Regions from separate parts of the Homo sapiens genome. Here all the other regions are linked to region 3. Evidence: chromatin contacts called from ENCODE Hi-C or POLR2A ChIA-PET data. All regions are on one chromosome and are shown on one strand. Each heading gives the region's core, a stretch centred on a gene start or an enhancer-like site at or near the end of the contact. The rest is flanking DNA. Distances are from core to core; before and after follow the strand shown. Region 1 holds the start of NFATC4 (nuclear factor of activated T cells 4). Region 2 holds the start of DHRS4L2 (dehydrogenase/reductase 4 like 2). Region 3 holds the start of PIP4P1 (phosphatidylinositol-4,5-bisphosphate 4-phosphatase 1).

Region 1 (3,096 bases), core at 458-2,957, 3.9 Mb before region 3:
CCCCCCACCCTGGCCCCCTGCTTCTCTGTAGCCCCCAAAGCCTTCTGGTGGGGGGTAATCTCTAGGAGAGCCGTCCCCCCAGGCATCAGGGTTGTCCTCCAGCGCTGCTGGCGGCTCCGGCGTGGGAGAGATGGAGGTGATGCGGATGCTGGGACACTCGAGAACACGGCCACCCCCAGCACCCCCAGCACCCCCTCCTGGTCCTCCCAGCCTCACCGACCTGGCGGGCTGGCTCTCCCAGGTGCCAGGTGAGGGGGCTGGTCGCGGCGGTGGCGAATGCATGCCAGGCCGAGGGGGTGGAGGTCGGGGAATACCGATAGGTGCAGCGCCATAGGGAGGGGGCTCTCCCAAGGCCAGACGGCAGCATGGCGGGGCATCCTCTGAGTCCAGTTCTGTCAAAATGGGAAGAGGAGCAGAGGGAGAGGGGGAAAGAGAGAAGCAGGTGAGATGGCTATGTTCCTTGAGTGGCCAGGCCGCAAGTCCTTCTATGCTCCCTGCCCCTCAGCAAAGAGACCTTCTGAGCCACAAGACAAAAGCAGAGTTGGACCTGGGAAGATGGAGGAGATTGAAGCAGGCATGCCAGGCCTTTGCCCACTGGCCCCTGGATCCTAGGACCGAGGGTACCCGATCCAGTGGGTCTTAAGGTGAGAGAGGTGGGTCCAGAGGGGCTGGAGCTGGGGCTGGGCCTGGAGGCGTGTTTCTTGAGGCACTGGGCTGGACTGGGGGCGACTCACACATGAACCCAATTAGCAGCGGTTCCCAAACCCCCAAACGGCGCTGGCAGGAGCCCCAGTTGCCATCGCAACCGTGGCCAGAGGGGAGGGGGGCGTCAGGGCTGTGGTGACGAGGGGAGGTGGCTCCTCCCTCTCTCCTCGCCATCTAGGGGCGGAGGTGCAGCCGAGGGGGTGATGCGTGCTGGGCCCAGCCGGGGGAAGGGGGGCAGCGGGCAGCGCGGATTCGTGCGAGCGGCGGCCGCCGCCCCCGGCTCGGTCCCCGCCATCTGCCTCTCATTGCGGCCAGACGGGGGAGGGGGAGGGGCGCCCCAGCGAGGCCTGACAGCGCCCCCAGCCCCGGGCGTCCAGTCGGCCGGGCCAGAGCTCGGTCCGCCAGGGGCCAGCTCCAGCGCCAAACCTCCCCTTCCCCTGGCGGCGCCTGGTGCTGTTGGGGCCGTAGTTCCCGCCCGCCCCCCAGTTCAGTGACAGGCGGCCCAGCCGGGAGGCGGCGCACAGCCAACAGCACCCCCACCCCCACCCCAGTCACGACCTAAAAAGGAGAAAGTGGTGCCCGGGCCCCCAGCCTCACTTCCGCAGGCCAACGAGTCCCCCCGACTCCCTTCGACCTCTGACTCCCTCACCCCCCACCCTAGGCTCGCTGCCTTAAATTCCCCAGACTCAGGATCCCCGGCCCTCCTCTCACTGACCCCAAGACCCCTTCCCAGCCCAGCACTAACCTTCCCCCAATCCCCCCGCGCCCAGCGGGGGGGCCTCCTTTTCCTCCCCGAACACCAGCTTAAATTCCAGCTCCTCATCCTCGCAGCTGGCCGCCCCCATGGATCCGGCAGGAGCCCCCAGGTCCCGGCCTGGGTGGGAGGGGGGAGTTCAGGAGGCTGCTGTATCTTCACCCGGGTGGCTCCCTCCCTCCCTTTCTCTGAGAAGCCCCCTCCTCCGTCGCTGCCGCCTCCCTCCAGAAGCCCCCTCGTTATTATAGAAACTTTTCCAAACTTTTTTCCCCCAAACTTCTTCAAAGCGGTCCCCCCCCCAGCCTGTCCCTGATTGGCTGCCGGGGATGCTCCAGCCCCTCCTCCAGGGATGAGATGGGAAAACCACGCGCCCCTCGTCCTCCCCCACCCTCCCTCCCTCTGTCCTCTCTTCAGTCCCTCCCCCTCAAAAAAAAAAAAACTGAATTGGAAAACGGTCCTTCAAGAGTGATACTAATGTTGCCTATTGGTCCGCCGTTGTGACAATCATTTCCCGCAGAGAGCCCAGCCCCCACCTCCCCTAGTCTCAGTTCAAGGTTCTGGGTCCGAGAGCCTTAAAGGGGCCACATCCTGGGCCCCCAGGGTAGAGAGCCCACGGAAGACCCTTTTTTAAATTCTGAAGACTGTGTAGATAGCACCTAGCAAGGCAGAACCACTTCTCCTCCCCTTTCCCTCCAAGCCTGAGGCCAGGAGGGTCCTGGGGGCAGAGTGGCACCGAGTTGCTCGGAAGAGGAAAAGGCTATTCTTCCGCCTCCCTTGCCTGGGGCTACTCTGCCCGGGCCTTCTGGAAGTCTTTGCGCTGCCGAATCAGCGCCTCCATCAGCCATTCCTCCAGGACCCCCAAAGATGAAGAACGCTTAGCCAGCCTGGATGCCTCTGGGAGCAGTCCGAGCCAAAGAGGCTTTGAGAACTGTCCCTAGGCCCACAGCCCTTGATGGGCGTAGATCCAGGCCAGGCTTTGCCGCTGCCCTTGTCCCAGCCACCCAGAGGGGCCGTGAATTAGCCTCCACGGGAAGTTGGCAGCCTCCTCCCTAGAACTGTAGTCTGGAATGAATCTCTGACCCGATAGCATCCCACTCCGGCTCTTCTAAAAATCCTTGCCAGGTTTACTAGGGGCCTGAAACCTCCGGACCCTGTGGGTTCCCCTCCTCTTCCCCCTCCTTGGCCCCCCCGCCCCCAACAGGCTGGACACCTGTCACCTGGGCTGGAGGAGGAAGGAAGACCTGGACTGGAGTTTCCGGGAAAGTCAGGCTTGGAGAGGCCTGGGTTGTGTGAGAGGGAGTTAGATGGGAGATTCGTGACTCGGTGGGAGATACTGGCGAGGCTGGCGGGTAGGAGAGATGGGAGGGTGGTTATCATTTTCTCCCACACACACACAGTTTCAACCTCTCTTAGAGGCCGCGTCTCCAGTCTCTAAATCCCTCCGGTTCAGGGCCGCACCCCCAACGCCGCCCCATCCCAGCAACTAAACGGTTAAGCGACGGCCCCAGGTCAGACGTTTACAAACACTCAGAAGCCGGGCGGGGACCGCGCCCGTTACTCTAATGAGAAACAGGCTCTACGGGACTGGGGAAAGAAGGGAGGGCTGGCCCGACGGGCCGGAGCTCCGCAGCGGCCGA
Region 2 (2,971 bases), core at 207-2,706, 3.5 Mb before region 3:
CTGTGCCCATTTCCCTGCAGCTCACCATGGCCACCAGCCGCTCCCGGTCCTCCGCCTTCCCCACATGGCACACAGTGCCCGTCACGCTCAGCCCCTCCCCCTGCAGCGTGGCCACCGCCTGGTCCACATTCTGCTGCTTCCGGCTGCTGACGACCACGTGGGCCCTGTCCTGGGCCAAACGCCGGGCGATGGCGAAGCCGATCCTGTGAGCAGAAAGAGACAAAGACTGCTAAGGCCTGTGCAGGGGAAGAGGTCGACAGCATGGGCTCTGAAGTTAAGACTGCCCGGGTTTGAATTCTGGCTCTTTCTCTATATAACTCCTACGTGTGCCTACTATGTGTAAAACAGGCTTAATGGCATGGCCATTTTTAGCACTGCTTTACTTATTTTTATTATGACCTGGATCACAGCCTTAGTTCCCAAGAACTGACATCACTTTCTACAGTTCCCACCACGGGTGACAGGCTTCATCTCCTGTTGGGACTGAGAGGTGAGAAATGAGCTGGGTGTGCAGCAGCAGCCACTTCCGTGATTTGAAGGTCTCACTCAGAACAGTCCTGCCGCCAGGTTTCTTTCTTACTAGTCTACATCATTCTCAAAATTCTTTCCATAATTATTTTTTGGGGTGCATGTGAAAAGATGGTCTCTGGTCAAAAACGTAAATATTGCCTTGGGAAGAAGAGTTACACATTCTGCAGTTGTCAGCCATTAGCATTTTATCTACATTTGTATTTTAGTTTTGTGAAGAGCTGGCATCTAGCAAAGTCCTGTAGAAATGAGAACCAGGACTGACAAGAGAGGTGGGTGAGAAACAGGCTGGGCAAGGTAGGCCCAGATGTACCGACCTAAAAAAAAGTCTCGACACATGGCTCTGGTGTCCCATCTAGGTAAGGGGGAGGGGTTCCGGGACACTTTCTGGAGCCCAAATAGAATGGTACATTTTCAAAAAGCTGGAGGCCTTGTTATAAGATTTTGAATCCAGATTCCCTTGCATTTCCAGTTTCTGGTCTTCCCAGAGGCTAGGTAAGGCTGGTTGACTGGGGCAGCCCAGAACACTGGGGGGACTAGATCGATGGGGCTGCACAGAGGTGGCACAGTTGTGCCAGAGGCAGCAGGGACAGAAGGGCTGGCAAGGGAGGGCCAGGGTATTCGGAGGGGCTTCAGGCGGACCACGTGGCTACTTTTTTTCCATGGCCAGACTTTGGCGGTATGTGAGGTCTGAGGACAGGGGCACTGGAGGCAAAGGACGAGACACCAGTGCATGTTTCCAGGCAGCCAGGGCCTCAGAAACTCCGGCACCAACACTCACCCGTCGGTGGAGGCCGTTACCAGGGCCACCTTATTTGTGAGCGGGTCCCGGCGGGTCATCCTGGAGCTGGCCATCCGCACCGACTTCCGTGCCCAGGCACAGAGGCCTAGCAGCCTGGCCATCTGCATGGATCAGACCAGCAAGTCTGGGTTCCACTCCTTCCAGCGGAGGTGACAGAGTAGGGCGAAGGGGCAGGACGAAGGGCGGGCCGCTTCCCTGCCTGCCCCCTTCCCGCCCTCGGCCAGCTGGGAGTCGTCTGTGGCGGTTGGCGCCTCCCGCCGCCCGCCAGTCGCCCCGCCCCGCAGCCAGCTACCTTCCGCCTGACTGGGGCTTGCCTTCCCGGGCTGGTGAGTGATCAAAGCGCTCTCCGTTCAAGTTGCCTGTAGGGCTCGCCCCTCCCCTGGCCCCCGCAGGAACCCGCAGACTTTGGCTGCTGCCCTTCTGCATCTGCTTGTCCACGTTTTCTTCTTGGGGAAGTGGGGGTTTTGAGTTGGTTGCTTTTGCTTCTTCAGAATTCCTTCTCCAAGAAAGTCTGGGTCTATGTATGTGACAGCCCACAGGAGGGCAAATGTTTTGAGACTGCCCATGGAGGTGAGGCCTGTGGTCCCCATGGAGTCCACCAGGTGAGGCTGGAGCAGCCTGGGAGAGAGACGTGATAGGCAGTAGCTGCGCCAGGCCTGGCACTGCCCTTCACTCTGCCCAAGGTCTCTTCCATCTTCACGGGCCCTTGGAGGGCAGACTACGGTCATTGGCAAAACAGGATCTCATATCCCTCGCCAAAGGGACTTCCTCCTTTACAGGGGCTAAGTGGTAGCGAGGAGGCTGGACAGTCCCTCAAGCAGTGGTGGAAATGCAAAGAACTCGGGGCACTCAAGTTCTCCCTAACCACTCTGTCCCCAGGTCTTAGCCTCCATCCTAGTTCAATAAATATTTGTTGAATGCAAAATCTCTTTATGAACTGTAAGCTACTAAGCACATAGTAGTTACTGCCACCATGTAGTGATTATTATTGGTGCCCTGGGCCAGACTCTTCATCTGTAAATTACTGAGGGTATGGATGATGAATAAAGTCCTTGCCAGCTATAAATTCTGTGTCCAAGACTTCAGTCTCCACTTCTGCCAAGTGGGCTGAAATGATCTCCCTCCTGGGTTTCCGGGAGAATGAATAAATATGGATGGCTTATGGTACAGTGTAGAAAGGCCGCAACAGACCCAAAGGTAAGTATCTGAATTAGTTTAACCCACTGGCCTCCAAAGCCAGACTGAGAAGCAGTGCTGGTTCATGGCAGCGTTTTCACTAGTTCAAAGCAAAATGAGAAAAGGAAACAATTACAGTGAGTTTCATAAAGCTAAGCTTATTTAACAGTCCTTTATTGTGGAGTATACCTTTCCTTCTTTTTGTGTGTGTGTGTGTTAGTGTTTTGTTTCAGAAAAGATGATGAAAGCAGATGGGTAGGTTTAGAGATGTGTTATTGGTGAAATCACCAGTTTGGCAGCCTTATGCCAGTCCCTACAATTAGAGGGGAAAGAATCCTGGTTTGTGAAATCCAGTTCTAGGCATGACTTTTGAATAGAATTCATGTTTGCTCAAGATTCATTTAGTATATGTGCAGGTCAGCTGAGCAGCTGAAAAAGGATTTGGACATTCAGCTGGGCGTGGTG
Region 3 (3,317 bases), core at 470-2,969:
ATATTTAAAAAATATTTTTAGGACAGTTTTTGGAATATATGTGTAACTAGGGCGCAAATAATGGATCCTACTCCAACCCCAGACAATGCTTGAGCATCTGTGTGCCACAAACAGCAGAAAAAGCAGCAGACTGGCCTCCCTCTATGGAGCTACAACCTCTTCCCTATTTTGTATCTGGAGCTTCCTTAGTTCTTTAAGTGTCTGTTAGGGGCTCTTATCTAACTGGTCGAAGGTTACTAGCTTCCAAGTAGAAGTTGGCCTGAGAAAACCCTGTCTAAAAAAATCAGGACCTAGGTGAAGTCTCCAGCCCCTGTAGCAGCCAAGTGCTGGGACATCTGCAGTTCCTTTGTTATTACATATTTGGGGCTGGCTGTACTTTCTTTGATGCACTTCCTTTCTTAGTGGAGAGTCTGCTAGCCAAACTGATAATGGACCTCCTCGGGGTTTATTGTTTTTATCAATTCCTTGTTGCTTCCCATATTTAAAGCAGTCCCAGTTTGGGCTATGACTTGGGAAAAAATCCAGGTGTGGTTCAGGCGCCCATAAAGACCACACGAGACTTCAGGTAGGGGAGGAGGCACTGCCCCTTTGCTGGAAGCAAAGTTGAGACAGGCCTAAAGACTGTCCCATCTGTCAAATAAGGTGACGAAAATAACCTTGTATTTGATTAATCCAATCTACAAACTTGTGCGTATGTTAAAGGTTGGTGGTCATAAAACTGAGTAAAGGCACGGTGGCTTGTCCCTGTAGTCCCAGCTACTGGGAAGGCTTAGGCAGGAGATCAAACTCAGGAGTTTGAGTCCAGCATAGGCAAGACCCCATCTCTATTGAATTTTTTTTTTTTTTTTTTTAGTAAAACGATGAAATCTTCTAGTAGTGGAGACACTAATGAAAAGATAATTTAACAATTTGATCAGCAATGGGGAAAGACGGGGCTCTGTAAGGACAGCTTCCAGGAAAACCCAGTCTTGTGTCCTGTCCTGAAAGTGACTCTAGCGACAAAGGCTGGAGTGATAATCTTAACTTTTTAATCCATTTCCTTCTGGTACCTCATTACTCTGACTTTTTAAAGGTACTTCTTTGAGTAGAACAGCTAACTTTGTCTACTGTTCCCCACCGTCCATTTTCTCCCCGCTCAGAAGATCCCAAGCTTCCGCACTCCTTTATTGCACCCGCCCAGCCTCCTTTAAAATGCATAAGCCACGCCCCCCATGTTCTGGCGCTAAGTTCGGGCCAATGCAGTTGCGCCGCTAGGATCACAGGACGAAAGAAGTAAAGTCACCAGCCAATAGGAAACCAGCTACAACGCAAAGCCGGAGAAAAGTGTTTTAGTGGTGTCTTTGAACCAATGAGGAGCAGAGCAACAGGGACCGTGCAGCTTCCAGAAACACGTGACCAGTTGAGCAGACGCAGCCTAGCCCTACCTCCTGGTCTGGAGGTAGCGCGATGGGCGTCGCTCCCAATAGCTTGCAGAACCTCTAGTCACGTGCAGGTTTTGCAAGCCCAGCAGCATCTGGCAGGTCATGTGACAGTTGACGTTTGTGCGTCGCTCCCCAATGGAAAAGGAGAGCTGCCTTCACAGGACCAGGAATTGGTTTATCTACGCGAATAATAGCATGACCCGGGCGGGGATAGCCTATCACGTGCTGCTAGACGGAACGGGGCGGGGCAGGCCACTGGTTGCGGAGTGAGCTGGGCGCGCGGCGCGCAGGCGCCCTGGGGACCCGGTAGCGGCGGTGGCGGTGGCGGCGGTGGCGGTGGCTGCGGCGACGGCAGAGGCGAAGGGAGCCGGATCGCCGACCTGAGCGGGAGGCGGCGGTGGCGGCCATGGCGGCAGATGGAGAGCGTTCCCCGCTGCTGTCTGAGCCCATCGACGGTGGCGCGGGCGGCAACGGTTTAGTGGGGCCCGGCGGGAGTGGGGCTGGGCCCGGGGGAGGCCTGACCCCCTCCGCACCACCGTACGGAGCCGGTAAACATGCCCCGCCCCAGGGTAAGCCGGGGCGGGTCCGAGGTGCTCCCCGGGGTACTCTGAAAGCCGGGGAGGGGGCGGGACCGAGGGCGGAGGCGGGTCCCAGTCGCCAGGTGCGGGACTGCTGCACCTGTGACTGGGCGAGGCTTCCTTCCCTCCGTAATCGCGACCACAGCCTAGGGACGGAAGGGGGTTCTGAGCAACCTGATAGAAGTGCCAATTATGAGAAGCCCTCCGAGCTTGGTCAGAGGGTTGAAGATCAGAAGGACTTCCCTACCACCGTGGAGCATCAGTGGGGGTGTAAGTGATCCCAGCCCTTCTATTTGCTTCCTCTCCAGCATTTCCCCCGTTTCCCGAGGGGCATCCAGCCGTGTTGCCTGGGGAGGACCCACCCCCCTATTCACCCTTAACTAGCCCGGACAGTGGGAGTGCCCCTATGATCACCTGCCGAGTCTGCCAATCTCTCATCAACGTGGAAGGCAAGATGCATCAGCATGTAGTCAAATGTGGTGTCTGCAATGAAGCCACCGTGAGTTACACATATCTATGAAATGGGCCCTGTTTCCTGGATCCTCTTTCTGATGTCTTGGTTCTAGACCCTGACCTTCCGGCTATTAGCCAAGTGCTTTTGATGATACCCAGGTTTCAGTTCCAGGTGTCTCACACAGCCATTTCCCCAGAAGCCACTCACCAAAGCTAATGTTCACTTTCTCTCACTTTTACACCTAGCCTAGTTCCTATTTGCAAATCTCATGATATAGTCTTTCTTTTATTTCTCCTTCCTGGTTAGCACCTTATTTTTCTGATCTCATAAAGTGTTTTTGGAGGGAAGTGGAGGGGATTGGGATTAGAGGTTTGCTTGCTGATGACCCTATTATTCTCTAGCCAATCAAGAATGCACCCCCAGGGAAAAAATATGTTCGATGCCCCTGTAACTGTCTCCTTATCTGCAAAGTGACATCCCAACGGATTGCATGCCCTCGGCCCTACTGGTAAGAGGCATAAGGTGGGGAAGGGCCTAAGTGGGGAACTGGAAAGTCAAAAAAGGATGAGCGTATACAGAGAATGTAAAGGTGAGAGAGCCTAGTGTTTATTTAGGAGAAAAGGCTTTGAAGCATGTGCCTCAGGAATGTTATAGCTGTCTTTCTCGTTTCTCAATAAAAATATTGAGATGAAATGATGTCGTTTCGGAGAATAGAGAGCCTTGGGGACTGGGTGTGTTATCCTGAGGTCGGAGGGGAATTGGGGACCTGAAGTTTAAACAGTGCTCTTTCTTTCTCAAGGATTCTTGAGGGTATACAGTTGGGGGACAGAGTATCTTAAGTACAGAGAAGTCGAGTGACTTAAT

The links. A loop is a pair of places that touch in the nucleus more often than their neighbours do. ChIA-PET counts read pairs that join two places held with the same protein, here RNA polymerase II (POLR2A). Pooled maps may share reads with other maps.
Region 1: a loop to region 3 is called in a map of ascending aorta, with 6 times the contacts of the local background. The contact joins the promoter of NFATC4 here to the promoter of PIP4P1 in region 3. A Hi-C loop is called at or near these places in 1 of 168 maps with a recorded cell type or tissue (ascending aorta) and 10 of 50 pooled maps. POLR2A ChIA-PET finds 5 or more read pairs at or near these places in 1 of 52 experiments (AG04449).
Region 2: a map with no recorded cell type shows a loop between it and region 3 (20-fold over the local background). The contact joins the promoter of DHRS4L2 here to the promoter of PIP4P1 in region 3. A Hi-C loop is called at or near these places in 1 of 37 single-sample maps with no recorded cell type and 1 of 50 pooled maps. POLR2A ChIA-PET finds 5 or more read pairs at or near these places in 1 of 52 experiments (activated T-cell).

What each region holds. Positions count from the first base shown.
Region 1 is chr14:24,366,795-24,369,890 of GRCh38, reverse strand. NFATC4 (nuclear factor of activated T cells 4) reads right to left here and starts at 1,707. Exons shown (of 10, transcript NM_004554.5): 1 at 1,451-1,707; 2 at 1-392. The coding sequence starts at 1,550. LOC124903291 (a long non-coding RNA gene) reads left to right here and starts at 506. Exons shown (of 2, transcript XR_007064085.1): 1 at 506-644. RefSeq lists silencers at 869-1,248, 2,967-3,096.
Region 2 is chr14:23,987,414-23,990,384 of GRCh38, reverse strand. It overlaps DHRS4L2 (dehydrogenase/reductase 4 like 2), which reads right to left and starts at 1,456. Exons shown (of 8, transcript NM_198083.4): 1 at 1,310-1,456; 2 at 26-203. The coding sequence starts at 1,437. RefSeq lists a silencer at 1,441-1,690 and an enhancer at 1,861-1,920.
Region 3 is chr14:20,459,836-20,463,152 of GRCh38, reverse strand. PIP4P1 (phosphatidylinositol-4,5-bisphosphate 4-phosphatase 1) reads left to right here and starts at 1,719. Exons shown (of 7, transcript NM_144568.4): 1 at 1,719-1,969; 2 at 2,308-2,498; 3 at 2,855-2,961. The coding sequence starts at 1,828. RefSeq lists enhancers at 1,055-1,134, 467-1,432, 1,435-1,504, 1,433-2,399 and silencers at 1,625-2,034, 2,095-2,264.